Linked DNA regions of Homo sapiens: region 1 is linked to region 2. The links are chromatin loops, found by intact Hi-C in ENCODE. Cell type or tissue: CD14-positive monocyte. All regions are shown on one strand. Region 1 overlaps DOCK10 (dedicator of cytokinesis 10). Region 2 overlaps DOCK10 (dedicator of cytokinesis 10).

Region 1 (2,500 bases), 78 kb after region 2:
AAGCACGGCGGGAGCAGGAGCCCAGGAACAATAGGAATAACAATAATAATTATAATAATGATAATAAATGTGCAGCATTCAAGACACTGTCTTTGGTATAAATCATGGCTGTTTTCTGCCTTTATATATCATTCCTCTCAAGGTTCAAGTTCAGAGAAGGAACAATCTGATTGGTGGAGGTGGGTCAGGTCACCTTGTTTGATGTGCTCTGGAAGGTGAGGGGATAGAGGAGGTGTTCCCCATAGGAAAATCAAGGTACAATTTCCACAACAAGGAGGACTGTATATGTCACACCCATATTGACTCTGCCTTTTTCTCCAGCAGATGAAAAGCTCAGGCTTTTATACAAAGACTCAGTCTTGGCAATGACTACTGAAGTCAACCCAAAGAGCAGAGGGGGACAAAACTGAACATCAGGCCTGTTGGAAAGGAAGGGTTTCCCAGTGTCGGCTTCCGTTTTGCAGCTGTATTCAAGGCGAAAGTAATGAGATGTTAAAAATACATAACTGAATATTCAGATTTTAGCAAGATATTATCAATAAATTAAGTGGGTGTGAAAACAGCCCCAAAATTATTTCCAGTGCTTTATTTACAAATCATGTCAAGGGCAATGTCATCTAGTGAGAAGGCACAGCTGTTTCCTTCTGAAGTAGAATCCAGCTGAGAGCAGGGAATGAGAGACAGTAGCATCTTTTTGGGTGCATCATCTGGACTAAATGTGGAGAAAGAGGAGCTCTGATTGAAAAATCATTTTTCTTGCCTAAGTGGTACTTGAGGTAAAAAAAAAAAAAAAAAGAAAATAATAAAGGCTTATTTTTTGGGGTCCGGTTGTAGGTTTACCTGGAAATGGCTGATACAAGTTGTTTTATTTAAAAACACACAAACATAGAAGTTTAGAGTTTTTTTAAAAAAAGCTTCAGAACAAGAAGTCCAGAAAGATTACTGTTTTTGCCTGAGGTCACTCAACCTATCAGCGATAGATGTTGAATACAGGCTTCCTGATGCCATCCAATGCTCTCCTCACTGTGAATGCAGTGAGATGCACTCTGCCTAAAAGAAAAAAAGAAATGGCTTATCATGGCAGTCTCCACTCTGTAGTTATGGGCAGTGAGAAAGAAGAAGTCAACACAAATTCAGAACTGGTTCCTGAAAATATGTTCCCTAATGCCAACCAAAGCAAGAAGGATGCCAATTTTAAATGCTGCCAAAGATCTTTTGATGCAGTCTAGGTAGCGGATCTCCTTCCCAATCTATGATACCCTTGCAAAAGAGAACAAAGTCAGATTAAATGTCTCTTTGTCAGTGTACTTTAATACCTTTCCGTGGCCTTGGAAATTTATTCAAAGGAAAAAGAGGAAGACGGGGAGAAAACAAAGTGCAATACTCTTTTCTGCTGTTCACAACATCAAATTGGTAATTATAATGTTGGTATTTGCCACATGCCAGTAGGAGATCCCGCACCGTTGAAACATAAAGAGGATACTGTTTATTGCTCTGGGAATTTACAGTCCCGCTTAGGCAGAAAAGTAACCATGAAAAGTTCTTTTTTTTTTTTAAACATATGATATTGGTTAAAACTTGGCTTTCTTAACTTCCTTGGAATTTGAGTCTTCTTTGTGGGATAAAGGGAGATGACAGAAATAGGATAATTGGAACCTTTTGTAGTTGTGCACAGAGGGGATTTAAAAATGAAATAGCCAGTGTTGCAAGACACAATGAGCACAAAGAGGTCAGTTGTGGAAGGAGTGAGTGTGCAGGGGAAGAGAGGCTGTTTAACCTAATTATCCTTATCCAAACCAAGGGGTCTTCTGGCTACTCCCTTCCTTTCTGAAGCATCCTATTCCTTTCACTGCCACTTTCGAGGTGCCCTTTTTGTGCCCGGAGCTGGTGCCCTTTTTGTGCCCGGAGCTCCTCCTCCTAATGCTCAATGCATGAGCAGCTAGGATCATCCTGCACTCATAAACCATACACTGTAGCAGCGCAGCTCAAGATGACCTCAACACAATTACTTTATAATCCAACTTACAACTGACATCCACTGAGCATTTTATTATATTCCACACATGGCGCTAAGCACTTCACCAATATTCTATTAATAAGCCTCACAACATCTAATAAAGTAGATACTGTGGTTATCTTTATTTTGCAGATAAGGAGACTCATTTCCAGAGAGGTTAGGGAAGTCACCCAGAGGTACCTGGCAAGTAAGTGTGAAGGCCAGCACAGTGGTCTTACCCACAGTGGCCAACACCACAGTCCCAATGACATGCTTTCATGCTTGAAACGTGTATCCTCATCCCCAATTCCTTGGGCCTTTGCCTAGGTGACCAGTTTGCCTCTTCTGAGATAATATTCTAAGTTATTGAAGATTATAATGGGTTTGTAGCTTTTCCAGGCAAGTGAAGCTGCATTTTAATAGAGACGTCCCAGAACAGAAACAGAAACCTAGGCTTATGCACTAATTTGAATAGTGGTGTTTTGAGACATGTAGAGAAGTGAA
Region 2 (2,500 bases):
TTTTAATGCCTTTATATTTACTCTATTATTAGACAAAAACTCCTTTGCAACTCCTTTTTAATTGTATCTAATTTTGTTATTAACTCATTTTAAAGAGAAAGCATCCTGCCGGAAGTGATTATACTTAACCAGGAGGTTTTCTCCCTTCCTACCCACCCAGAAAGTGTAAGGGGTAAAGAGGGGAAAGTATTTATTTCAGTAAATTCCATTTCCCTTCTTTGATGTTTCCTAACTCTTCAGACCTCCAATAATACCACTTTTGATATTTTAGAGAGCTTTGAGTAAGAAGCGGAACCTTTGACCAACCAAAGAGCTTTGATTGAGAAGTAATGAATATGTAAACATGTTTACGTGAGCGTGAGGAATTCCTAGAAGGAAGAATTTTCTCCCCTCTGAACTTGGTGGCATTCAAGAGTTGAGAGTAGGAGGGATTTTTTTTTTTTTAATTGAGTGGGGGATACTGGAATTTCCCAAAAGTCATATGCTAGATGCAGAAAGTGATAGCAAATGAAAGTGAAGCACTTGTTTTGCTGTCGCTATCCAGATTTAAAAGCAATATGCAATATAAGGGCCTGGTTGTTTAGCATTCACAGCACAGTCTTTTTATTTTGTTTGTGTTTTTTGCTTTGTTTTGTTGTTTGTTGTTCTGGACAGAGTCCTTTATGACAAGGGTGTTTATGGTTTAGCAGAAATCACACGGTTATGTTTTCATATGAGGAAAGTCCCTTGACCTCTTTGCCTGGAGAAGAAGTCAACACAAACTTAGTTTACAAGATCAAGTTTGAATGTTACTTGTGTGTCTGCCAATGTTTTTTATTTCTCAAGGGCATTGGAGAAATAACTTTGAAAATGAATAGTAACCACAAGTAGGTTCTAGAAAACTTCTAGAAGGATCAAAGGCTGAAAGAATGAGTCAACATGTATAGGTTTTGGCTTTTTCTCCACAACCAGATTCTCTAAGGCCTAGCATAGAAAAAGAAAGCAATAATGAATGCATTAAGGTAAATAATTTGTTAAGAATGTACGATGTGCCTGGCACAGTGTCAAGCATTCTATTTAATTCTCAGAGCAATCATTTGAGGAAGTTATTATTGTTGCAAAATACAGAGGAGGCCAGTGAGACTCATAGGGTTAAACATGTTTCCCTAAGTTAAGTAACTGATATGGGACATCCTCTGCATTTTGAATAGAAAACTGGAGGGGTTACCTTCCAGTTTTTTAGCTGCTTCTAAAAGCATCTTCAAATCGGTGGATATGAGTAGCTGACGTTGATTGGTGTTGCCTTTTGATCTATCCAAGATGCAGTTCTACCTAAGGATTAGGAAAACTGTTCTTCCCACTAGTGCTTCAGAGTACCTGTGAGAATTCACTCCAGTGTTCCCCTGAGGATAGTTGCAATAGCAGAGGCTGCTCCAGGTACCCTTAATTATAATAGATCTTCCCAAGGCAACTGGAATTTCAATAGTTAAGTCTTTAAAATATGAACTCACTCAGCCATCCCCATCCCACCTGTATTGCAAAGTCTTAAGAAAATTGTGAAAGAGCATGAGGTTAATCCTCCTGCAGTCTACTTCAAAACTGTCTGCTTCTCCATTCTCAATTGCTTACCCCACTCTCACATGTGCCTGAAATTCCTCAATGCATTGTGTGTCTGGGAGTATGTATTACCATTTAACTGAGTTGTGTTGGGATTCTTTTTTCACATTCTATCTTATTTGAAGGAGGGATCCTAAGTATCTTACAAAGATGCATGTGAGATGACAACAACAAAATATAGTAAGGGCAGTGAAAAGTAATATTAGCCAGAAAAAAAAAAACAGTATTAGGAAAGTTAGATGTAATCAGATGTAAGTCATTGGGACCAGTAAATAAAATACATCACTATTAAGTCCTATAGCTTTGTTAAAAATGCTTCTTGGTGACCAAGTCAAAGAGGAAAACACCATCAGCCATGAGATTTAAGAAGTCCATTAGATAAATGAAAACTTGCTCTAGACATATTCAGCATTAACTTATACTGAAACTTAAGAGACAAGATATTTTTTTCCTGGGGTTTTTACAAATAGTAGCATGGTGTGATAGAGTCTCGTCATTGAGAGTGTTGTCCAAGGACCAGCAACATTAGATCACATGGGAGCTAGCTAGAAATACAGAATCCAAGGGCTCACACCAGATAATGCATTTTAATAAGATCCCCTAGTGATTTGCACTAGGACACTAAAATTTGAGAAACATGAAAATAACCTACATCTTTAGCCACACTTTTGCAGTATCTTTTTAGATAAAGTCAATTGATGAGGGTCCAATACAATGTGGTTTATTCTGCAACTATTTGAAAGTTTTACTTAAAGCAGACATGAGGTTTAGACCACTTAGAAACGAAAATGGGATTTAGTTCATTGTTAAATGGCTTTAGGGAAATCTCTTACTTATTTGTGTTATATTCTCTCCTCCATCTACCATCTAGCCCCTTAATTGTAGTGTGAACTTAATTTTCCAG

The links. Hi-C counts contacts between places; a loop is a spot of excess contacts. Peaks named below come from ENCODE experiments on the same cell type or tissue, not always from the same donor. Only the 100,000 strongest peaks of a DNase experiment are listed, where the experiment ranks them.
Region 1: a loop joins it to region 2, with 3 times the contacts of the local background. A loop is called at or near these places in 4 of 110 quality-filtered maps.

The regions. Positions count from the first base shown.
Region 1 is chr2:224,957,733-224,960,232 of GRCh38, reverse strand. The region is part of intron 1 of DOCK10 (dedicator of cytokinesis 10); the gene reads left to right. Among named protein-coding and RNA genes, the nearest start is that of MIR4439, 52 kb to the left of the region's middle. RefSeq lists an enhancer at 2,096-2,485. In CD14-positive monocyte, no CTCF peak of the experiment used is centred here; a DNase peak (open chromatin) is centred at 1,102; H3K4me3 peaks cover 1,610 bases; H3K27ac peaks cover 2,450 bases.
Region 2 is chr2:225,036,221-225,038,720 of GRCh38, reverse strand. The region is part of intron 1 of DOCK10 (dedicator of cytokinesis 10); the gene reads left to right. Among named protein-coding and RNA genes, the nearest start is that of DOCK10, 5.0 kb to the left of the region's middle. In CD14-positive monocyte, no CTCF peak of the experiment used is centred here; no DNase peak of the experiment used is centred here.